5 separate regions of the Homo sapiens genome follow, and regions 1, 2, 4 and 5 are each linked to region 3. The links are chromatin loops, found by intact Hi-C in ENCODE. Cell type or tissue: K562. All regions are shown on one strand.

Region 1 (5,000 bases), 1.6 Mb before region 3:
TGGTTCTCCAGTGCATAGTGAGCTGATGAAGACATTGATGTATACTGCAGCTGCACACACCTTCATAGAGAAGGCAAGCAGAAGCACAGCTCTGCTGCAGTGTCAGTAAGCACAGACAGGTGGGCAGCAACTGAAATTTGAGTAAGGATGTTTCTCTCACTGCTGCAGTCATAGCAAACTGGTATTGTCAGAATGACCTCAGGTGTGGGATACTAAGTTCTCTCTGTGAATTATGCAGGAATGAGTTGTCTCCTTTCCTTGTCTTCTCTAGTGTGAAATAATAAAAAAAAAAGATTCCTAGATTCATTTATTGAGAAATATTTATTGAAGTCTGCAAAGTACCAGGAATTTCCTATTCTTGTGGATATCTTCACTCCAGTGAGACAGATGATAAACAAATAATCAAATAGAAATAACTGATGGTTTTAAAATGAAACACGGAATGATTTTTAAAATAAGAAAAGAAATATCTGACAGTAATAAGTTTCATGAAAAAGTTATAGTCAAATGGTAGAACATGGAGGAGGAGTGTTTTTATGTGTTGGGGAAAGAGGGTGTCATATAAAATCTTTTTTCTTTGAGACAGGGTCTGGCTTTGTCACCCAGGCTGGAGTGCAGTGGCATGATCGTAGATCACTGCAGCCTTGACCTCCTGGGTTCAAGTAATCCTTCTGCCTGGACCTCCCAAAGTGTTGGGGTTACAGGCATGAGCCACCGCACCTAGCTCATGTGCAATCTTGAAGAACATTCCAAGCAGGAGCGATGGAAAAGTGCGATGTAGCTGCATCCTTGGAGTTTTAACAATAGCTAATTCTTACTGAGAATTAATTTATATAATACATAAATGAATAGACAAGATAAAAATGGTTGTGGCTCACACCTGCATTCCCAACACTTTGGGAAGCTGAGATGGGAGGATCACTTAAGCCAGGAGTTTGAAATCAGCCTGGGCAACAAAGCGAGACCCCATCTGTACAATCAATCCTCAATAATAATCAATAACAATCAATGAATAAATAAGAAAAAGAGTTTCCAGTGTCTGTTGCATAGGCAAAGCGAGGAAGGAGCAGAGGCCTGGGCTGGGCAGGGAAAGCATTTTGAACAAAACTCTTGTGGGAGGTATAGAGCTTCTTACTGCAAACCAGGGCTTGGGAATTCAAATGCTCACAGAGGCGTTAACACAAAGAAATAAAGTGCATTGTATGTGTGTGTATTATATGGATATGATTCCCAAGAAATAGGCTTTCTGCCATCATTTTTTTGAATATATGCTCTGTTTGGGCTATTACTATTTCCTACTTCCTTTTTCTTTTCTTTTCTTTTTTTTTGAGACAGAGTCGCCCAGGCTGGAGTGCAGTGGTGCCATCTTGGCTCACTGCAAGCTCCGCCTCCTGGGTTCACGCCATTCTCCTGCCTCAGCCTCCCGAGTAGCTGGGACTACAGGGGCCCGCCACCACGCCCAGCTAATTTTTTTTTTTTTTTTGTATTTTTAGTAGAGACGGGGTTTCACCATGTTAGCTAGGATGGTCTTGATCTCCTGACCTCGTGAACCGCCCGCCTCAGCCTCCCAAAGTGCTGGGATTACAGGCGTGAGCCACCGCGCCCGGCCACTATTTCCTACTTTCAGTAGAGACATAGATATAAAACATATTTCTCAAATGTAAGAAAAAGCTCAGAGCAACAACTGAAATTCAGACTCAGCATTAATGAGACAACAGAATATGCTGGGGACTGTGGAAAAATGGGAACAAGTCTGCTCCCTGTGGAGTCAGCTTTGGCAGGTATTAAGAGTTTTTAGAAATTATAGAAATCCTGAGGTGGGGTTGCCGGCACATGCCTATAATCCGAGCTACTTGGGAGGCTGAAGCAGGAGGATCACTTGAGCCCAGGAGTTCAAGATCAGCCTGAGCAACATAACAAGACCGTCTCTAAAAATTAAAAACAAAGAAAAGAAATTGTGATAATCCACATTTTTATGTGAAATCTGATTTTGAAACAATGGATATTGTTTTGTTTTTACAGTGTGCACGTCAAAACCACACCTATCTCCAGGCCGGATTGTCGCTGTGGCTTCTGGCTTGAGACCTTGGCATAGACATTTAAGAGCTCCAGGAGCTCATACCTTAGTTAAGGAGAAAATTCCAATAGCTCAGGAGCAATGAGCAGATTGTTTTTTAATCTCCCTTTGCCTATGCAACAGATACTGGGAAATCTTTTTCCTATTAATTATTATTGATCATTATCGATTGATTGATTATTGATTGTCCATCTTTTGGCATGCACGGAGTATTAGAACGTCACAGGAGGGAGAAAGCAAACAGATGTGGGGGTTTTGATGAACTCAAGAAGGTGGGTAGTGTACGAGCCATTAAATAATAGGTAAAATAGGAGTAAGTAGCAGCTAGAACAGGTGTTTCTGGAAGACCATATCTAGGAAAGACAAGCGTTGTAGTAGAACAAAGAGTTTGTAGGAGATTGATCTCCTGGGAACCAGATATATATAAGGGACTCTAAAAGGTCAGCGAGTAATTTGAAACCTGACCTCCTTCTATTGTCTGGAGTTCGTTCTCGCTGCCGGCAGCTAACCTCTGTGGTCAGGTTTGGGTTTAATTTTGTCTTTTGCGTTGTTTCAGAAATTGCTGGTGAAGACATTTCCCGCCAGGTGGCGATGTTCTCATTTGGAAAAAAAAAAGGCGCAAAAAAATGAGCAACTTTCTTTGTTTAATGATGCTGGCTGGATTGTCTGATCCCCGCCTAAGCCTAGGTTTATTAAAGCTAATAAAATAAAAACAGCTTACACACTTTTCCTTTCCTATTTATCTTATGGCACTTACTTCAGTTTGTGCCACGCCAAGCCCGTAATGTTTATGTCTGCTGCGGTTGCTAGGCAAACTGTATACAAGGAGAACATCTGTATTATTCTAAGGATTGTCTCTGGAAGCATCGCTGAAAAGAAGCATGAGTTAATAGGTGGTCAGAGAACTATGCTGAGAGTGAGGAGAAAAAAAATGAGCTTCCTCTTCCATATTCCAGCTTCTCAAGGCATATGGATTTCAACAGAAGACCTGCTGCAGAAAACCTGTTTATAACAAATAGAATATGGAACTATTTTAAACAGATAAGTTTTCAGAAGCTCAGCCCAAGAGCACCCAGCCAGAGGTGAATGGGCATTGGATTTGTCAGAGGCCAGTCAGCAGGGGACAAAAGCCAGAGCTGTGACCAGCTGTGGCCGCAGAAGGAGGGACAGTCAGCAGGCAGAGTTTAAAATTGTCATTTATTTCTTTGACCCCATGTAGATTTTTTTCCACTCCAAAAACACAGCATTGAATCCAGACAGTTCCTTAGGAGGGCATTGCCAGCCCTCACAGCAAGTAACAGTTCTAACGGTCCAAATTTCTTTGCAGAAATTATTTTCTTTTTGTTTTCTCCTTCCTTTTTTTTTTTTTTCTTCTTGCTTACACAGGCACTGGTCTGGCCCCTTCTGGAAGGAAGCTGGATAAGCCTGTCCCCTGTTTCCCCTGCAGCTTTTCTCTTGAGAAAGAGAAATAGGACTGTTCTGGGCACCATATGTTTTTTTCTCACCGTCATCCTTCTCAGCATGAAGGAAGAGGTTGGGCAGGAGCTGTGCAAAGAAGGAGAATAAGTTCAGGGGGCAGGGGAAAGGCACTTGAAAAGGCAAGAGATGGGTGCGGCTCTTCTGGAAAACAGGCAGATCTTTCTTCTGCCTCTTCAGCTCAGCTTGTCCCTGGCTGGCTCTGACTTTGTGCCCTCTTCTTTGACGTGGGAAGGATGATGGGCGCCAGCTCCTGTGCCGGGGGTGAGGAACTGCCTGAGAAGTGCTTGGTCTGAGGCCAGCAAGTGCAAAGTGTGCAGCAGGACTCGCTCCATCCCCTTTGATGTCAGGAATGAGTGTTAAAGTGATCTGCTTCGTGTATACCGCTCACATGTGCTGACCTGTGCTTCATTTCTCTCCTGCACAAGGCACTGGGGGGCTGAGATCCTCCTCCTAGCCCCAATTCTATTTTCTTCCTCCTACTTTTCACTGCTTTACCCAATTCTGGTTCTTATTTGTGTATATTCAGAACCTGCTTCTCTTCCCCCAGTGGGAATAAATACTGTGTTCTTCGTTTGTGGAGCATTTCTTGCCCTTCGCCATTGGCTCCTCACAGACCAGTGTCTCTCCATCTCTCTCCCTCTCTCCTCCACTGCTTTGCTATTGAATGGAAAGGTGATGCTAGGGACCAGCTATTTCCAAGCCTGCTGGAGCTCCCACTGGAAAAAAAAAATCCAGGCAAGCCTGCTTCTTGTCTGCATATCTGCACCAAAACCCCCTTCTTTGAGCAGACCTGGACCCTGCTGGGGTGGGGAGGGGTAGAAGAATGGGGAGAGCGAGCGAAAGATACAGACCAGGAGACCTGCCTCTAGCATCTGGCTGGAGAGAGGTGGCACCGTTCTTTGTCCCAGGGGGTTCTGCTGGGCAGTCACAGGGCGGGCCCAGGTGGCATGGGCATCCTCCACTCTGTCGCATTCTGCCCATAAGCTTCAACTATTGCCTCCTGACTGTAATTTTGATGTGCACCTTGCCCATAAGACTCCTTGTCTGCAATCAGCTGGTCAAGTTTATTGCTCAACTTGTGCCTCTGTGTTTGTTATTAGTGGGTCTAGCTTCTGGAGGTTTCAGCTGACCTTCCTAGCAAGAAATGCCAAGACTGAAAACCAGGGATGCATTCCCCAGTACAAAGGAGTGTGCAGCCAGCTAGCGGGGAGGCCCCACTGACCCCTGCTCACTGGGTACCACATACCTGCAGGTCTGAGGATCTCACTGGCCTGCTTGGTAATAATCTGGCATCTAGAACTTCCCAAACAGGCTGTACTGAAAGGGCTGTTTGCCAAAGCGGCTGGCTCTCTGAGCTGTCTGTTCTGGACTGCGATGTTACCCATGATTTTACTTTCAGGGCATGAGCTTGGGTTCAGCTACAAGGCTCAGGTGTGGTCTTTCC
Region 2 (5,000 bases), 95 kb after region 3:
ACAAACCTGACAAAAACAAGAAATGGGGAAAAGATTCCCTATTTAATAAATGGTGCTGGGAAAACTGGCTAGCCATATGCAGAAAGCTGAAACTGGATCCCTTCCTTACACCTTATACAAAAATTAATTCAAGATGGATTAAAGACTTAACTGTTAGACCTAAAACCGTAAAAACCCTAGAAGAAAACCTAGGCAATACCATTCAGGACATAGGCATGGGCAAGGACTTCATGACTAAAACACTAAAAGCAATGGCAACAAAAGCCAAAATAGACAAATGGGATCTAATTAAACTAAAGAGCTTCTGCACAGCAAAAGAAACTACTATCAGGTGAACAGGTAACCCACAGAATGGGAGATCTTGGTTCACTGCAACCTCTGCCTCTCCAGTTCAAGCAATGCTCCTGCCTCAGCCTCCTGAGTAGCTGGGATTACAGGTGCCTGCCACCATGCCTGACTAATTTTTGTATTTTTAGTAGAGACGGGGTTTCACCATGTTGCCCAGGCTGGTCTCGAACTTCTGACCTCAAGTGATCCACCTGCCTCAGCCTCCCAAATTGCTAGGATTACAGGCATGAGCTACCACACCTGGAGAAGATTCTATTTTTAAACAGGACCAGAGATCATCTTGAACAAAGGAACTCACCCACTGGTACATATCTCAAGAGGAAAGCATAAATACACTGATGCACTTTGGCATCTTGAATTAATTTTTGTATAAGGTGTAAGAAATCATTCCATACACTCACATTCTATTAGTATTTATTCATTTACTAAGACTTACATATGCCAAGATTGCTGCAAGCAGCCAAACGAGATTCATTCCATTCTATAGACTTTATAGCAAGCTTGTCCAACCCACAGCCTGAGGGCTGCATGGGCTTTGAATGCAGCCCAACACAAATTCATAAACTTTCTTAAAACATTATGAGTTTTCTTGTGATTATTTTTAACTCATCAGCTGTTGTTAGTGTTAGTGTATTTAATGTATGGCCCATGACAATTCTTCCAGCGTGGCCCAGAGAAGCCAAAAGATTGGACACCCCCGCTTTATAGCATTGTTTGCAAACTGGTGATTGCCAGGGCCCCATGCAGCATTCAGAAATATTTGGTTTGACCTGTGGATTTTCTTTTTAAACTCACTGCCAACATTTAAAAATCAGGAGATTTTACATTCTTAAAACCCAGATATTCAGCTTGGATCAGTTAGCATTTTCTGTGTAACAACCAACCATTTACTCTCTCTTGTTTTTGTCATTCAGCAATTTGGGCTGGGCTCAGCCAGATGGTTCTGCTGGCCAGGGCCAGCCTGGCTGATCTCAGCTGGGCTTGTCCATGGGTTTGTAGTCAGCTGCCAGATCAGATGAGGCAGGCTGGCCAAGGGTGTCCTCGGCTGAGATGCTGTACGTGGTCTCATCTTACAGTGGACTAGTTTCTAAAGACAAAAGCCAAAGGGTGCAAGACATTTTGAGGGCTGGGCTCAAACGCACATGCCATCATTTCTGCTGTATTCTATTAGCCAGAGCAAGTGTTAGGCCAGCCCAGACTCAAGGGGTGGAGAAAGAGACTCCACCCTGGATGGGAGGGAAAGAATTTGTGGCCATTTTTGCAATCTACCATACAGTTATCTTAAGAGATCAGTGGATGTGGCCACCTTAGGCCACATGGCCAGCGGTATCCATGTGCTAGAGCCCAGAAGCAGCTTCCTTCCTTAGACGGGTGTGTTTCTCCTGCACAAGCCTTGTCCTCGCTGCTTCACTCATTTATACGACCATCTGGCCCCGTGGGCAAGGGAGGGCTTGCCATTCCTGATCCCAGAATGATCTCCCTCCTCAATGTATCCCAAAGCCATGCCCAGCCATGAACGCAATTGTTGTGCCATACCCAGAAATCACTTTTCACTTCTCAGAAAATCTCTCCCTCTACTTCCCCTATTTCCTTCCCCTGCCAATAGCTGGTGGAAGAATCTGCGGGAGGAGTAGGGAGAGGTTATTCAATAACCTGAGGATTTAGAAAAAGGGCAGTTTGGGAGCCAAACAGCCTTGGGTTCCATGTTGGTTCCACTCCACTCATAATCTCTCAGTTTCCCCATCTGTAAAACTACCTGCTGTGTTGCCATATTCCTCTTTGAAGATATTGTGTCAAGTCGTACGTAGTGCATAAATGGGGACTCATTTTGATGTAATGGAAAAAATTAAGAAAAAAAGAAAATAGAAGAGTAGTTAATGTCAGTTGCCTGTTTAGCTCTGCAGCGCCCAAGCCTGATGAATTTACGACAAGCTTCCAAAAAAGGCAATTGCGGCTTGCGGAGGGTCTAGAGGCTCAGTTGCCCGAGGCTGTCTTGAGGAGCTGCCTTTGGGACTCCGCGAAACCTCGAAGTCTTGGGCTGCGCCTCCCCTTGCGCGGTCGGAGCCTTGGCAGAGCCTGCGGCGCCACCTCGTGGGCGAGGCCGCCTGGTGCAAGGTCATCCGGTGCCGGGACCCGCTCCTCGCCCCGCCAGGACCCCCGCTCACCTCCAAGCTGGACGCCCGCGGAGCCCTGATCCCCTAACGCCCGCTTCCGAGGCCGAGCTCTGCAGCCCCCTGCAACCATCAGATCCAGATTGCCTTCCTGCACGAGCGCGCAACTCTCAGCCTCGGAGCGTGCTGGAAATGCTGATGGGAACCGTTTGAATGACCGGGCACGGGTCTGCAAGAAACTCAGCTCCCAGGCCAGCCGTGGCTCAGGAAGCCTCCCACGTCGGGTAGAATCCCAGGAATCCACCCTTGCCCCCATCCTCCCTTAACTTCCCCAAGCCTCAGTTCCTTCATCTGCAAAATCGAAATGGTGATAATTCCAACACCAATAGGGGTGTGACCATCTGCACCAAGCACTCAGAGCCTGGCATAGAAAGTGCAGCTCTTCTTATTAATTAGGCCTGAAACTCCTCTGCATAATAGTAATGTAATAATAGTAATGTAATAACAATAATAACAAATAGTAGTCTTCACTGTCATCATAGTAAATGGTAGCAGGTACATGGGCTATGCACTTATTATCTCCCAAGCACTAAGACTCTTCCGTGTATGGAATGTTTTTTGTTTGTTTTGTTTTTTTGAGACGGAGTCTTGCCCTGTCACCCAGGCTGGAGTGCAGTGGCACAATCTCAGCTCACTGCAACTTCCGGCTTCCAGGTTCAAGCAGTCCTCCTGCCTCAGCCTCCCCAATAGGTGGGATTACAGGCATGCACCACCGCTCCTGGCTAATTTTTGTATTTGTAATAGAGATGGAGTTTCACCATGTTAGCCAGGCTGGTCTCAAACTCCTGACCTCAAGTGATCCGCCTGCCTCCCAAAGTGCTAGGATTACAGGCGTGAGCCACCGTGCCCGGCTGGAACGTTTTTAAATGTCAAGCATTCCCATAAATTCAAGAACAGTGTTACCTCCATTTCACTGATAAGAAAATAAACTCAGAGATATTAAGTAATTAATCCAAGGTCAACTAGCAAGCAAGCAGGAGGACCAGAACTCAAATGCCAGGTTTTCTTCTTGGATACATATTGGCAGACCAAATCTCTCCCCACTTCCTGCCATTTTTCTTGGTTATCTATTAAAAAGGAGAAACTAAACTAATCAAGTGGCTTTGTTTCTTCTCCACCTGTCCCACCACTCCCGCCAACACCCTTCCATGACGTTCCTCATTGCCACGCTGGCAGGGTGGCCCTGGGTATTTGTCCCCATCTTATAGAGAGAACATGGAGAAGCTGAGTGGGGCTAAGGAGTTCAGATCACTCACTTGCCACACCCAGAAATCAGTAAGTTGTTGGGGAGTGGTGGGGGTCGAGCTGGAATCCAGAGCTCCAAGCCATCTCTCTCCCCAACACAGACCTGGGTCACAACCCTTGTGATCAAACCTGATGCTTTCCAAGGTATTGCCCTTTGCAACCTTGTGAGGCTGACTGAGGGAGGTTGCTGAGCAATGCTTCCAAATTGCTGAAGGATAAATGGGAGACAGGGCATACACACACACACACATGCACACACACACAGATATACACCACTCCCTGGTCATCTGAGAATCAACATCACCTTACAATGTCCCTGTGTCTGAGCATTGGCCCACAGTGTTGAGGAGCTGACTAGGATGTGATTTTAGAGAAGATTGGAGCCCTGGGTTCTCACCTGTTAGCTGCCTCCTGACACGTCCGCTGATGTCTCACACCAACCCTGGAATACAACTTGTCCAAAGGGACAATCTTGATTTACTTCCATATGGCAGCAATTCCCATAAATGCCTGACCATCCAGCTGGGTGCTCGGACGTGAAGTCTCTAGGGCCTCCGTGGGTCCTCCTTTCCTCGTCCCACCTCCAGGCCATCAACATTGTCACCACTAGAGCCCAAGTCACATCCTCTCTCACCCAGAATTCTGCACAACCCTCTCAATGGGTCTCCCATTTCCTGTGTTGCCTCCTCCAACTCATTCTCTACCCAGCAAGCGTCATTGGATTGTGTCATTCCCCTGATTAAAACCCCTCAACAGTTACCCCCTGCAGCTAGGCTGAAATCCACATGGCCATGAGGCCCTGCAGATCAGGCTTCTGGCAGTTTTTCCAAGCTGTCTCATGCTTCTTGCATCATTGCCACGCTGGTCTTCCCAGAGTGCTGCCCCCACCTCCCAATACGCCAAGTTCTCTTCTTCCTTTGGAAATGCGCCATGCCATCCCCATTCTTGGCAGCCTCTTCCCACTGCAACCCCTGTGCGCTCCTTCTCCCGCTGCACACAGCAAGTGCATCCTTCTGGATGAGGCCTTTCTGATCACCCAATGCCACCACAATTCATGATGCTTTCCTCACTTGGCTGTTAGTTTGTTGTGCATCACCCACACCCAACTCTAAGCTCCATAAGAGCAAGGGCCAAGCTGTCCACCCCATCACCCAGCGCCTGGCATAGCGCTGGGCAAATTAACAGACTCTATAAATACTTGAGGAGCGAACTAATGATACAACAGCTACAAGCCCT
Region 3 (5,000 bases):
AGGTGTTTCTGACTGCTCCCTCTCCCATGATCCCATAACCCATCAGTTCTGAAGCTGCATTATCCAACCTTCTGAATCTCTCTGACCACCCTCCAAGTCTTCCAAGTCCCCATGGCCACTCCCTTGCTCCAGGCCACCATCATCTCACCCTGGGTCTTTGCAACACCCTCTGCCCCGGACTCCCTGGCCTACATGCTCAGTCTGTCTAATTCATTCTCCACCCTGCAACCAGGAATATTTCTAAAATGCAGACCCCATCTCATTCCTGCCCTACCTATGTTTCTTCCACAGTCCCCATTGCTGTCAAGGTACTGTCCAAATTCTCACATCTGGCTGAGGCTGTCCTTCAGGATTCAGGCACCTCTCAACTTTTTAAGAAACTGTGCAGCCTCATTTCTCAGATTGTGTCTCCTATTTCCATGCTCTGACCAGAGCAGACTACTTTCAGCACTTTCAAAAGCCCAAGATTCTTTTTCAGTGGAGCTCAACTGTGACTATGCCCCAGCTCACCTGTCAAAAATTGCAAACACACTTGTTCAGGTCTTACACCTGGGTGATTCTGACTCCGCGGGTCAAATGGGATCTCCACATCCACAATCTGTGATGACTTCTATGGCCAGGGTGCTCTCTGCCTCCAGGCTGCAGACGTGTGATTCCCTCTGCCTGGAGTCCTCTTCTACCTCCTCCAGCTCCAGCCCCCACCCCACCACCCACCCCAAACTGGATATGACCTCTTCCTCCTTGAAGTCAAAGCATAGGTGCTCCTTCCTCCAGGAACTTTGACAGTCCGGGTTAGGGCTCTTCCTCTTTGCATCCCTGGTTTCCTGGACTTTCCTGATTCAAGCATTTATTGATTCCTCTTCTTCCACCCCAGACTCTGAGTTCGGGGAAGCCTGAGATAGTGGCTGTTGTCTTGCTCACCACTGTATTTCCTGCACTCAGCAGAGACCTGACACATAGTAGGCGCTCAATAAATGTTTGCTAAACAACAACAACAAATGAATGAACTAACAAATAAACAAACAAATGAACAGATGAGTGGATGCCTGTGGCAGTTTCCATGACAAACACAAAGGGCTAAGCCAAGCCAGCAAGCAGACAGCCGTGCGGCCTGCAGAGGGCACTAGTCTGCTTCTTAATCTCCCTGCAGAATCCTCAGGGCCAGGTACCTGCTGTCAGTCAGAGAGGTGCCCGATGCTCAGTGGTCATTCTGCTGCGCTGAAGATTAAGTAGGAGTTGTTTGCCCTTGGCCAATATGAAAAACCTGAGTGTTCTCCCTTCACTTCTAGCGACAAGTAACACATCCCCTGTCTTGCCATGAAAAGAGCTGTAACTGTAGCAGCCGGTGGCAGGTTTTCTGTTCCCAGGTGGGGAAGTGAGGAGAGACAAACAGAGGGGTGAGAGGGAGACAGAAGGAAGACAGCTGGTAAGAGACCCTATGGTGTATTTTTTCTATGTAAACAAGATAAAAACTGCTCCTCCTGGAACAGCAAAGTTCTCCCTATGTCTCCAAGCTACAAACTTGCATGCTAGCTACTAACTAGCTACTCTCCCTCTCTCTCTCTCTTCCCCCTTCGCTCTTTCTCTCTGTGTGTATGTCTCTCTCTCTCTCTGTCTCTTCCTCCACCCTCTCTCACTATCTGTCTCTCTACCCTCCCCATCCTTTTATTCTAGAGGAGAATAAACTCTAAGGCCAGATTGAATGAGCATCCAAAAGACGTATCTGGAGGGAGATTTTGTCTTTCCTGTGAGCAGCAGCAGCTTCCTACGGACCCTGCTGGAGCCCCAGCTCGGATCAGCCCTTCTGACAGCAATGAATGCTTCGTGCTGCCTGCCCTCTGTTCAGCCAACACTGCCTAATGGCTCGGAGCACCTCCAAGCCCCTTTCTTCAGCAACCAGAGCAGCAGCGCCTTCTGTGAGCAGGTCTTCATCAAGCCCGAGGTTTTCCTGTCTCTGGGCATCGTCAGTCTGCTGGAAAACATCCTGGTTATCCTGGCCGTGGTCAGGAACGGCAACCTGCACTCCCCGATGTACTTCTTTCTCTGCAGCCTGGCGGTGGCCGACATGCTGGTAAGTGTGTCCAATGCCCTGGAGACCATCATGATCGCCATCGTCCACAGCGACTACCTGACCTTCGAGGACCAGTTTATCCAGCACATGGACAACATCTTCGACTCCATGATCTGCATCTCCCTGGTGGCCTCCATCTGCAACCTCCTGGCCATCGCCGTCGACAGGTACGTCACCATCTTTTACGCGCTCCGCTACCACAGCATCATGACCGTGAGGAAGGCCCTCACCTTGATCGTGGCCATCTGGGTCTGCTGCGGCGTCTGTGGCGTGGTGTTCATCGTCTACTCGGAGAGCAAAATGGTCATTGTGTGCCTCATCACCATGTTCTTCGCCATGATGCTCCTCATGGGCACCCTCTACGTGCACATGTTCCTCTTTGCGCGGCTGCACGTCAAGCGCATAGCAGCACTGCCACCTGCCGACGGGGTGGCCCCACAGCAACACTCATGCATGAAGGGGGCAGTCACCATCACCATTCTCCTGGGCGTGTTCATCTTCTGCTGGGCCCCCTTCTTCCTCCACCTGGTCCTCATCATCACCTGCCCCACCAACCCCTACTGCATCTGCTACACTGCCCACTTCAACACCTACCTGGTCCTCATCATGTGCAACTCCGTCATCGACCCACTCATCTACGCTTTCCGGAGCCTGGAATTGCGCAACACCTTTAGGGAGATTCTCTGTGGCTGCAACGGCATGAACTTGGGATAGGATGCAGGGCCATGGAAATGATCATCAGTCGGGTCACTTTTGACTTTCCATCCACGTGAGGTGTTTAGAAAGAAAAATATATATACTTAGAAAATATAAAAATGTGTTAACAGCCATGATTGTACTTGTCGTTTGTTTTTAAGTTTACAAAGCCTTTTAAAGGGGAAAATTGGTGAACAACAGATTCTCTGAAAGGATTCCAAGATGGGTAAGTCACAAACTCTGATTTCCCAAATAGTCACTGGGAGAAATCAGCGAAGGCTTCTCTGCATGCTCTCTGCACTCATTTCCAAACACCCAGGGTGTGCGACGCCTGTCTGCTCATCTGCTCCACACCCACGTCTTCATGCTCCAGGCCAGACCAGACTGAAGGATTCTCATGAACAATAAGGGTGGTTCAGATCTCTTGCAAGCAAACCTGTTACAGCTACGACCTCCTGCTGCCAGCTACACGGAGAGATAGCTTTGCACTTATAACTCCGTAGGAGACTGAGTTCTACTCTATTATTCTATTTACAGTTAGACAATTGTCTCTTTGTGAAAGGAGCAATGCTATGCCGTTTTCCCCTTTTCTTACCCCCATATCCCTTCAGTTGTCCCCACCCCCAAAGGTAGCATGAGGATGTAACCCACTTCTATTTTTCTGTTGTTGTGTTGGTGTGTGTTGTTGTTTTGTTTTTATGGATTAAATCTAAGACAACCTTCAAAACTCTAACGAAAGAGAGAAAGTGCTTTGGACAATCAGAATATACTTGTGTACGTGTATTTTGATACCTTGCTATTTTAAGGTATAGATTAATCTTTTTAAAATAACTTCTTTTTTTCTATCATTTACTTTTAGCCTTTAAAACAAGAAAGGAAATCATGGGTTGGGGTACATGTATATACGTGTGTGTGTGTGTGTGTGTGTGTGTGTGTGTGTGTGTGTATCACAAGAAATTGCTTTACTGTAGCTTAAGATAGTTTGAGAAACCGTAGAACCACTGTGTGACTTTCTTGGGAGCCCTTGTTTTTGCTTATAGTAATTGCATCTCTATCACAGGACTTCTTCAATATTATCTATGAAAGAGAAAGTTTTTTTGTTCTTTTCCCTTTTTGCTTGGCATTGTGTTAAAGTTGAGTGACCCTGTTATCAATGTCTATATCCTATCAAGTACAGGAATTCATTCCTGGGAGCAAAGGGTGAGACTGGCTGACTAGTGCTCGCATTGTCAGATCCTTTTCTGCCCAAGATAACTTCAATTTGTGCTTTCTGGCTGTCCCCATATCTCCCCCTGTCACAAATTCTTATATTAAGCTGTGTCTTGGGGTGCAATTGTGTGTTTATCTTGCACTAGCATATACTGGGGTTCTTTAATACTTGAAGATTTTCTGCTAATATAAGCAAAACCATTCCTTTCTTGCTTTGGTTATGATGTTTGGAAATAATAAAAAGCTTTTATGGCTGCTAAACGTGTGTTACATTGAAATACACCCTGGAATCATTCTGGTGACTCCTGCACACGGCCATGGTATGTTTCACTGCAATTCAGTGATGACTTTGTAAGTGGCATAAACAGCTCCATTGATCACAGTGCTAGTCTTTTCTAGGGCAATGCCTTTTAGCCAAACTACAAAACTCTCCCATTTAGTTTCCAAAAATACCAGGTTTGTGGTTCCCGGGCCACTGTCGTTCTCCATTATTTTAATCAAGACACTAAATTACAGGACTTTCCATGGCCGCTCAGTGGGTAAATGTAGAGAATGGGGAATCTAATTACTTGAAAGTGATATGAATAGCTATAGGGATTATGTCTTTTTTCTATGTAAACAAGATAAAAATAACTTACTTTTCACTCTTATATCAGTTTTCACACTATTTCATTTTATCCCATTAGCAAACCTCTAAAATAGGTGAGTCATTTTACAAATGAAGAAATTTAGCCTTGGAGGGGTGATATGGTTGTCCAGGAGCACCCACCTAGTTAGGGTCATGGTATATTCTGCATCCTGGGGCTGATGTCCTTTTGCACCAATATGCTGCTGCCAGCAGGTTTTCATCATCAAAACTAGTCCCCCTCTCCTCCCTGTATGTTTTAGCTTGCAGGGGCACTTCCAAACTGGAAGGCCCACGAGCATCACCTGGGATCCTGTGCAAGTGCAGAATCTGATTCGGCAGGTCCAAGGTAGGGACTAAGAGTCTGCATTTCTAACTCCGACAAGCTCCTCGGGGACG
Region 4 (5,000 bases), 330 kb after region 3:
GACGCAGCTGACCCAGGGTGCTCCCCTGCTTCCCCTCCTGGGGCACGCTCATGGCTTTCCCGCCTCCTCCCTCTGACCCTCCTGCCTCCTCCCTCTGATCCTCCTGCCTCCTTCCTCGGACCCAGGGCGCTCTCCTCCCTCCTCTCCTGGAACACGCTCATGGCTTTCCCACCTCCTCCCTGGCCATCTCTTCTCAGTCTTCATTTCCAACTTTTCCTCTTTCTGTTCTCTGAATGTTGGCTTTCTGCATGGCTAAGCCCTGGGTCCCCCTCTAGCTAGACTCTCATGGGATGGTCTCATCCATGGCCAAGGTTTTTAACATAATCTAGAAGCTGAGACTCCCATATTGCATCTCTGGTCTTGCTGTCAACTCACATGTCCGTGGCCTGCTGGATACCCCTGTTCTGTCTCTTGGGCATTCCACACTTAGTGTTTCCTAAATCAGACTGTCCAGGGCCTTCCACATTGGTTTGCTCCCAGTCTCCCTTGGAGCCGGCACTGGTGCCACCCTTCCACCTGGTGCCTGGCTGCCAAGCTTGATTCCCTCCTCCTCCTCCCTAAACCCTCCCCTCCTCAGACCTCACTTTTTCCATCCTCACATTGCCACCCTAGGCCAGGCCACCATCAGCTCCTGCCTGGACACTGTGACAGCCTCCTAAGTGATCGACAGCCCCCATTTTTCACGCTGCTGCCATTGAGATCTTTCTAGAATAAAAATCAAATCAAGCCAGTCCCTTGCTTAAAACCATTTCACGCTCCCTATTGCTCTTCAGGTGAAGCTAACCTCCTTAACTTGGTTTACACAGCCCTTCCCAGCCAGCCCCTCCCTGCCTCTCCCACCTCCAGTGCCACCCCCAGACCTCAAGTGATCCACCCACCTCAGCCTCTCAAAGTGCTGGGTGGTGGCTCACACCTGGCGTCGTCCTCTTCCTCCCTTCCTCTTCCCCTGCCCCTTCCCCTTGCCCTCCTCCTCCTCCTACTCCTCCTTCTTCCTCCTCCTTCTTCTATGAGTGGTCAGTTATTCCAATGATAGATTACAGAATTGGCTTCTGCCTTTCAAAAATTAAATCATAACCCATCTCCTGAAGTTTGAACACAGCCTTGCCTAATTTTGTTTCATTTATGTTATTGTTATCACTACAGTTATTTGGGGTGGCCTGAGGACACGGCTGGAGCTGGAGTGTGGCTGTGACCTCCTCTTGACATCTTTCTGCACCACTATTAATGGTATCCCAAGTGCTGGGCACAGAGGAGGAGATAGATCAATATTTGATGAATAAATGGCTGGGCGTGGTGGCTCACGCCTGTAATCCCAGAACTTTGGGAGGCCTAGGCAGGTGAATCACCTGAGGTCAGGAGTTCAAGACCAGCCTGGCCAACATAGTGAAACCCCATCTCTACTAAAAATGCAAAAATTAGGCCAGGCGGGGTGGCTCACGCCTGTAATCCCAACACTTTAGGAGGCTGAGGTGGGCAGATCACCTGAGGTCAGGAGTTCGAGACCAGCCTGACTAACATGGAGAAATCCCATCTCCACTAAAAATACAAAATTAGCCAGGCGTAGTGGCACATGCCTGTAGTCCCAGCTACTCAGGAGGCTGAGGCAGGAAAATCGCTTGAACCTGGGAGGCGGAGGTTGCAGTAAGCCGAGATTGCGCCATTGCACTCCAGCCTGGGCAACAAGAGCAAAACTCCGTCTCAAAAAAAAAAAAAAAATTAGCTGGGCATGGTGGGGCATGCCTGTAGTCCCAGCTACTTGGGAGGCTGAGGCAGGAGAATTGCTTGGACCCAGGAGACGGAGGTTGCAGTGAGCCAAGATCACGCCATTGCACTCCAGCCTGGGCGACAAGAGCAAAACTCAGTCTCAAAAAAAAAAAAAAAGACTTTGATGAATAAATGAATGAACGAATGAAATCACTCTCAAACCAGAGCTTCAAGTTTCATGTTATTGGCCTGGAGCGGTTAATTTTATCAGCATACACAAGACTCTCAGTCTCCAAATCATGGAACTATAGGATGGCAGGATGGGAGAATCCCTGGACCACCCAGGGCCCAACCTCCAAATTTATCAGTTGAGCCAGCTGAGCCATTGCTCACCCACAGTTGTCCCGGAGCAGGCAGGCTGCCTGCAGGATGGAAGAACGTGGAGGAGGAAGGGTGTGCAGGGGCCAGGTCTTACCTGGATTTGTTGATTTTATTCTCAATATGATGAGAAGTCCCGAGAGACTTTAACATAATCCCTGATCTTATTTTATTTTATTTTATTTTATTTTAAAGATCATTGCAATCCCTGCAAAACCAGATTCAGGACTGGAGAGAGAAAATAAGGTATGGGCTGGGGAGTCAACACACATTTGTGCCTCTTTGATGGCAAGGCCTAGGAACACATGCCTGGGGTCAGCTTGCCATCATGTGGCCAAACCTAAGGACTGCACATCTCCCATCTTGCTTTCCCAGGGCTCCGTGTACTTGTGGAGACAGGATTTGGACCCAGGTCTCTCCTCCCACCAAAGTTCAGGGTCTATAGGCCTGAGTTCAAGTCCCGGTTCCTGCACTCCCAGCCATATGACCAAAGAGGATTCAGGTTCTGTATCCGACTCATGGGGACAGCAACACACTCATCTCTCACAGTGAAGACCCAGTAAGAAATGGCAGCTGTCAGCCAGGTGCAGTGGCTCACGCCTGTAATCCCAGCACTTTGGGAGGCCGAGGCAGGCGGATCACGAGGTCAGGAGATCGAGACCATCCTGGCTAACACGGTGAAACCCCGTCTCTACTAAAAATACAAAAAATTAGCCAGGCATGGTGGCGGGCACCTGTAATCCTAGCTACTTGGGAGGCTGAGGCAGGAAAATGGCATGAACCCAGGAGGTGGAGGTTGTAGTGAGCTGAGATCGCACCACTGCACTCCAGCCTGGCGACAGAGTGAGACTCTGTCTCAAAAAAATAATAAATAAAAGGCCAGGCGCAGTGGCTCAAGCCTGTAATTCCAGCATTTTGGGAGGCCGAGGCGGGCAGGTTGCCTGAGCTCAGGAGTTTGAGACCAGCCTGGGCAATATGGTGAAACCCCATCTCTAAAAAAAAAAAAAAAAAAATTAGCTGAGTGTGGCGGCGTGTGCCTGAAGTCCCAGCTACTCAAGAGGCTGAGGCAGGAGAATTGCTTGAACCCGGGAGGCAGAGATTGCAGTGAGCCGAGATCGCACCACTGCACTCCAGCCTGGGTGACAGAGTGAGACTCCGTTTCAAACAAACAAACAAACAAAAAAAATAGGGGCTGGGTACAGTGGCTCACACTTGTAATCCCAGCACTTTGGGAGAGGATTGCTTGAGGCCAGGAGTTTGAGACCAGTCTGGGCATCATGGTGAGACCTCCATTTCTATTAAAAAAAAAAAATTATAATAAGTAAATGTCTAACCACCTTATCTTAGGGAGGAAGAAACTGAGGCTCAGAGAAAAGCAGGTAGAAAGCAAGATTTCTCGGGCCAGGCACAGTGGCTCACACCTGTAATCCCAGCACTCTGGGAGGCCAAGGCAGGCGGATCACCGGTCGGGAGTTTGAGACCAGCCTGACCAACATGGAGAAGCCCCGTGTCTACTAAAAACACAAAATTAGCTGGGCATAGTGGTGCATGCCTGTAGTCCCAGCTACTTGGGAGGCTGTGGCAGGAGAATCACTTGAACCCGGGAGGCGGAGGTTGTGGTGAGCTGAGATTGTGCCATTGTACTCCAGCCTGGGCAACAACAGCGAAACCCCGTCTCAAAAAAATAATAATAATAAAAGAAAGAAAGCAAGAATTCTCAAGGCTCTGTTCAAAATGCAGGACTTCCACTCCCCAGGTCAGCAGTGAGCCCAAGGCTCTAGCTCCAGCGGAAGGCTGGACAGTGTTAGGGCCGGAGGTGCCAGGCAGGCACCCCAGAATGAGATGCAGAAACGGCCAGTGAGGACAGAAGCCATGGTGCTTTGGAAGCCCAGCTCCTTCTTCCTGCTGATGAACAGGCATCCAGAGAGCCTGTGAGCGGGGCTGTGTGCTCCAGGTCATGTCCCAGGTGTACAGAATTTCAGGAATTTAGTGGAGCTCTCGCCCAGCAATTTTTTGCTTTACAGGAGAGGAAGCTGAGATCCTGAAAGAGGTGGGGCCCGGCCCAGGGTCACTCAGCAATTTTCAGTAGCTGCTCCCTACTGGGGAACTGTGTGTCTGAGGTCGTGGCCATCTGTCCAAAGAGCTTCTTCTGACCAAAGTGCTCATTTTCATAGTGTGACCACAGAGGTATGTATTTTATAACCTTACCTCATTTCATCATCCCAGCAGCCTTGCAGGGAGGTTTATTTCCATTTTGCAAATGAGGACTCTGAGGCTCAGGGAGGTGACGTGACATGCGCAAGGCTGGGAGGGGTGGGTGAGGACTTGCCCTGTCTCCACTGGCCTCCAGACCCTGCGCTCACAGCTGGTCCCGTGTGGCATTACAAGAACATTTGAGCTTCTCAGGAGGGTTAATAAAGGGTGTAAGAAAGGACAGATCTTTAGGAGGGCCGTCTTCAGAGTTTACTTCTCTGTGTTCTAGAGAGAACCAACGACCCTCATGCATTGCTTTTTGGCAAGGGAAATGAAGGATTCAGGACAGTGGGCACTGGGCACCCACAGGGTTTATTCAAGCAGCCGAAGCTCCTGCTTCAGAACCTTGGCACGGTTAGGGCCCAAATAAGGGTCTTTTCCTTCTCACTTTGAACACAGCCTCGCCTAATTTTGTTTCATTTATATTATTGTTATCACTGCAGTTATTTGGGGTGGCCACCCCCATCCCACAGCTGCTCCCACCCTTCTCTGCTGTAGAAATGGAGGAGGGAAGGCCCAGTGGCTCCAGTGTGAGGGGAAGAGACCTGACTGCACCTGGGCTGTGTCTTCTCCGTCCACAGTACACCCGTGGGAAGAGGAGTCGGGGCATCCCTTGCTGGAAATACCCCAGCCCTGAAGGTTGCTGGCAAAACCACCATTTAATT
Region 5 (5,000 bases), 1.6 Mb before region 3:
AGTTATGCTTTTTAATAGACAATAAAATAAATAATAAGTATTGAAGATTTAAAAGATGTTCACAGAGTACCTAAAATTATCTTGCTTATCAAAAGTGGCTATTTAAACAAGTACATTTAAAAAAAAAGTTTTATTCTTCTACCTATACTACCTACCTTCCCTCTCCCCTACTTTTCATACCCCTTAGAAAAAGGAAATAGGATTGGGAAAAGTTAATGACTTGGGGGCCTGGGGTGTGCCATATGATGAAGTTACAGAGCCTTTAATTTCTTCTTGTTTTGCTGATGATTATGGGTTGTAATTCCTCTGGCCAATTCACCTACATTGATGAATTTCAGGCTTTTTTTTTTTTTTTCTGGCAAATCTGGAGGTTAAGGTTGGAAATCATACAGACCCTTAAGGAGGAATTTAACAAATTGGTTTGAGAATAATGGTCATTTTCTTCAAATGTAGTCTTCGAGAGCCCCCTGCTGGTTGATTTGGGAATTATCATTTTACTACAGTTTTTGGTGGGGAAAGGGAGGTGGCTGGTTTTGACACGTGCCACACAAGACATACCTAATCTACCTTCACTGCTTCTCCCACGTCGTTTTAAAATTTTCATAGAAATTCTCTTCTATGATTATGCAGATACAAAATCAACATTGGAAGTAGGTTTATAATGAAAACTGTCTGGGCGTGGTGGCTCACACCTGTAATCACAGCACTTTGGGAGGCCGAGTTGGGTGGATCTCCTGAGATCTCGAGTTCAAGACAAGCTTGGCCAACATGGTGAAACCCCACCTCTACTAAAAATACAAAAATTAGCTGGGCATGGTGGCGGGCGCCTGTAATTCCAGCTACTCGGAAAGCTGAGGTGGGAGAATCGCTTGAACCCAGGAGGCAGAGGTTGCAGTGAGCCATGATCATGCCACTGCACTCCTGCCTGGGCAACAAGAGTGAAACTCTGTCTCAGTTAAAAAAAAAAAAAACAAAAAAACTATGGAAGAAACTTACAGAAGCAATCAACAAGTTTATGTTGAATACTATTCACTGGATTCTTTTAGGAATGCATTGGATAAAATAACAGCAGTTACATCAGTAGCATTTCCCAAATTATGTTCCTTGGAAAGCTAACTCTGGTAGACAGCACCTTTCCCCTAAGAAAGGTTACTGTGGTCAAACGCGTCTGGGGGAAATGCTACATGTTAAGTTCTCATGGAGAGTCAGAAAACAAATCAATAATTTCAGGGCTCTGAGATGCCCTGCAATGAAAAACCTGATTAAACTTGTTTAAACCAAAGCTCTGCACATCTATTTGGACATGAAACTTCTTTTCCTTCTTGTTATATGAATAAGCATTCACGTGCCACCAGTGCAGTGCTGAAATCTCAGATTTCATCATTACGAGGGAGACAAGCCATATTCAATGGGGTCTTTCTAAAAGCTACTCTTTCTGAGGACCTACTGTGTACCAGCTTTCCGCTGGGACCTAACATACATGATCTCATTTAGATCCCAAAACAGCTGCCCGAAAGGGTATTTTATTCTCATTTGCTGTTAGGAAACTGAGAATTTGAAGGGTTATTAATGGGTCCAAGACTACCTATCTAGTAAGTAACAAAGATTTTAAGGTTTTTCTCTCTCATTCTTCCATCCATCCATTCTTTGTTTACTCAGTAAACGTTTATTGAGCATCTAGTTTAGGCCAAGCGCTGTGCTAGATGACAGACATACCTGGGACTCCTAGGCAGGGATATTCCTTCCCTCTCGGAGCTTATAATCTAATGGAGAGTCACAATCCATAATCAAGCAGACATAGTTAATTTCAGATTTGGTATATGGAACAGTGGAAAAGAAAGTTTTTATGATAAAGAAAGTGAGGCAGAGCTGTTGGTTTTGAGAAGATGCTGACAAAGGGACTTCTTGAGATGGGGTAGTCAGTGGAAGCCCCTGCAACACCCCAAGACCTTAAGTCTAAAAGAGGCAGCCATACCGAGAGCCAGGGGAAGGCATTCTCCATAGAGAGGTCAGCAAATGCAAAGGCCCTGAGTCAGAAATGAGCTGCGGGCATTCAAAGATCAGGAAGGAGCCAGTGTGGCTGGTGCCTAAGGGACATAAAGAGACAGCCGGGGTGGTGAATACAGGTAATCAAGACTTGCTTATTCTAAGTGTGAGGGGAAGCATTAGAGGGTCCTCAGCATGGCAGTGTCAGATTTAATCGATATTTTCATTCAAGGGATTGCAAGAGAACAGGAGAGGAAGTGGGAGACTAGCCCCAAGGCCGTTGCACATGAGCACCGGAGTGTCTGGCCTCAGTACAATGTTCCTCTAACTCTCTCACCTCCTTCTCAAAGTTATCATCTCAGCAATCTTTACCCTTAGGCCAAGGTGCTTCATTGCTCCAGTGTTTTCCGAACTCTTCTGTGGGAATTGCCTTGGAAGATAGCATCACTGTTTCAAAACAAAAACAAGAAAAACTAGGCACCTATATCATAGATCGGACCTAAGATAATTTGAGGAAATCAAAGAGTGGCACTAAACAGTTGTGTCACTGAACCAGGCGTCTTCCATGTAGCCTTATGGGGTTCTCCTGACAACCATGGGAGTTGGTGAGAGTGGGACTATGGTCTCCATTTCAATGACTGAAGAAACAGAGACCTTTGGAGGTTAAGGTCTTACTCCAGGCCACATGGCTGGTGGATGTAGGCGAGACCCCCTCCCTACAAAAAATCCAAGAATTAGTCACGTGTGGTGGCACACACCTGTGGTCCCAGTTACTTGGGAGGCTGAGGTGGGAGGATCACCTGAGCTCAAGAGGTTGAGGCTGCAGTGAGCTGAGATCACGCCACTGCACTGCAGCCGGGGCGAAAAAAAATACATACAAATAAAATAAAATAAAATAAAAACAACATTGTTTTGAATGTGTGTGGGTGGGGCGGACATGCTCCACTGGCTGCAATCCTGTTTCTTGTGCCTGCTTGATCCACACATTTACTCACCAAGGCTGCGGAAGTTTGTTCCAAAGGCTTTGCGGTGAGTCCTGAGATCTTCACCTAGCCGTGTACATTTCTTTGCTTGCGGTAACCGTTGGCCAGCAGGTGGCAGTAGAACCTCTAGTTTTTGTTAAATCAGGGACGCATTATCTACAGGGATTGGCAAACAATGGCTTGTGAGCCAGATCCAGCCTGCTGACTATTTTCATTAATAAAGCATTATTAGGACGACATTCATTACATATTAACTGTGGCTGCTTTTGTGCTACAGGCAGCAGGGCTCAGTAGTCGCAATGAGACCATATGGTCTGCAAAACCTAAAATATTTAGTGTCTGGCTCTTTCTAGAAAATGCTTGACAACCCTTATATTATTAATATGTCACAAAGGGGGCTAATAGGGATCTTGTGTGTTGCCTTCTTGACTTTTTAAACTCTGTTTGGTCTGAAATCTAAACCTGAAATAATAAAGGCTAAATGAATTTTAGGAAGTTCTCCTTAACATTTACAAGATTACCAAAGTATAAGCATAAGACTGCCTTATTGCTGCTCAGGTTTCCAGAATATTCTAGCTAAAAGTTTCCATAGTTCTGTTTCTATCTCATTTCTCCTGAATACCCTGGATATGGGGATTGATGCAGATGAAAAATTAAGGAAGAAAATAATTGCTAATGGACTGACCATGGCTCAGCCCAAAGGCCACATGCAAATGATACGTAAATCATGCAATCTCTGTGACTCATTTACATATCATCCTGAGAGGCCTTTGGAAAAAATTCTGCCTTAAGTACATTTACTTATTTCTGTTATAGAGAAAGTTGTTGCCACCTAATTTGATTGTGGGCTTTCTTGAAATGTAACTGTTGATTTTAAATTCTTTTTGGAAAAGATGTTTCCAGCCCTCTGAAGCTTCATCGAACAGAGACTTTTCCAGCCTACAGATCTGAGCACTGACAGTAACTGCCAAGAATTGTTAACACACTTGTGATGTGTCAGCCACAGATTCACCCAGGAGGTCACAGAATGACAGCAAGGGAAATGACGACCAAGAGAAGAAGCTTAAAGTCCTGGCTAATTGTGTGGTCATTGGAAAACTCTGCAATACAATAATTTTCTTTATTTTCTTTTTCTTTTTTAAATTCTTAGTGTAATTGAAACGTGCTCTATAGATATTGACTCTGTGTTCCCTCTTTTACAGCTGGACAGAAAGAAGTCAATGTCACGAAATGATTTTCTATTGTAGATACTTTGTCCCTTGCACTTCTCTGAATCTGTCCTTTTGTGGATTCTTGTGATTTTCCTTCCAAGTGTTTCAGTTGTATGACAGTCAGTATTGACAATAAAATGGCTTTTAATTATTTGTTATTTGTTTACACCCTATTCCTCAGTTATTATTACTGTGGTTCTGATTAACTACTGGAAATTATATTTGATTATATCACCAATTAGTTAAATCAGTGCTTCGACTCACTCTTATCTGTTCTGTTCAAAACTATTTGTTCAAAGAACCCGTTAGTGTTGTTTACAGGGTTACAGTTTCTCTCACATGCTTTCCTCACCCCTTTACCCCCCTTTTTGAAAGCCTTTATTTTGTTCGGAGTCTCTTCATAAAACATTTGAAAATAAAAGATCATTCTTCACCCATATGTTCTTTGGATTCTGGCAACATGTTTTTCTCTATCCTAGGTATTTCTGAAGGGTGTGTGGACATTTTGCATGTGAGCTGTGAGTGTATTGTGTGTTGTGTCTAATATGAATCCAACCATTCACGCATTTGCTCACTCATTCATTAATGTGGTCTGTATTGAGCATCTATGAGTTTCCGGCACTGTACTGGAGTTCAGGGATGTAGAAATCAAAAGACAGTCTTTGTTGCCAAAGACCTTAATTCCAGAAGAGTGCCACAAGAAAATCAAGTTGGAAATATCATACAGTGACACCTGCCAAATGGGCCCCCAGTGGCCATGAACTTCTAAAGAGAAGGTCAGTGCTGGATGTGAGTTGAATTTTGTGAGCACCTAAAGTTA

The links. Peaks named below come from ENCODE experiments on the same cell type or tissue, not always from the same donor. Only the 100,000 strongest peaks of a DNase experiment are listed, where the experiment ranks them.
Region 1: it touches region 3 in a loop (8-fold over the local background); 7 of 110 quality-filtered maps call a loop at or near these places.
Region 2: a loop joins it to region 3, with 7 times the contacts of the local background. A loop is called at or near these places in 25 of 110 quality-filtered maps.
Region 4: a loop joins it to region 3, with 19 times the contacts of the local background. A loop is called at or near these places in 9 of 110 quality-filtered maps.
Region 5: it touches region 3 in a loop (9-fold over the local background); 2 of 110 quality-filtered maps call a loop at or near these places.

Annotation. Positions count from the first base shown.
Region 1 is chr20:54,678,369-54,683,368 of GRCh38, forward strand. No RefSeq gene overlaps it. Among named protein-coding and RNA genes, the nearest start is that of DOK5, 210 kb to the left of the region's middle. In K562, a CTCF peak has its summit at 2,661 (motif pointing right); no DNase peak of the experiment used is centred here.
Region 2 is chr20:56,341,617-56,346,616 of GRCh38, forward strand. No RefSeq gene overlaps it. Among named protein-coding and RNA genes, the nearest start is that of FAM210B, 15 kb to the right of the region's middle. RefSeq lists a silencer at 2,337-2,631. In K562, a CTCF peak has its summit at 2,430 (motif pointing left); a DNase peak (open chromatin) is centred at 2,435; H3K27me3 peaks cover 1,959 bases.
Region 3 is chr20:56,247,031-56,252,030 of GRCh38, forward strand. It overlaps MC3R (melanocortin 3 receptor), which reads left to right and starts at 1,702. Exons shown (of 1, transcript NM_019888.3): 1 at 1,702-2,785. The coding sequence starts at 1,814. The coding sequence ends at 2,785. RefSeq lists a silencer at 1,103-1,172. In K562, CTCF peaks have their summits at 1,109 (motif pointing right) and 2,499 (motif pointing left); DNase peaks (open chromatin) are centred at 1,141 and 2,511; H3K27me3 peaks cover 703 bases.
Region 4 is chr20:56,575,285-56,580,284 of GRCh38, forward strand. It overlaps LINC01716 (long intergenic non-protein coding RNA 1716), which reads left to right and starts at 2,279. Exons shown (of 6, transcript NR_136537.1): 1 at 2,279-2,328; 2 at 2,458-2,666; 3 at 4,107-4,269; 4 at 4,917-5,000. In K562, a CTCF peak has its summit at 2,408 (motif pointing left); a DNase peak (open chromatin) is centred at 2,407; H3K27me3 peaks cover 1,919 bases.
Region 5 is chr20:54,646,553-54,651,552 of GRCh38, forward strand. DOK5 (docking protein 5) reads left to right here. Exons shown (of 8, transcript NM_018431.5): 8 at 3,863-4,617. The coding sequence ends at 3,927. Among named protein-coding and RNA genes, the nearest start is that of DOK5, 170 kb to the left of the region's middle. In K562, CTCF peaks have their summits at 467 (motif pointing left) and 3,082 (motif pointing right); DNase peaks (open chromatin) are centred at 509 and 3,089.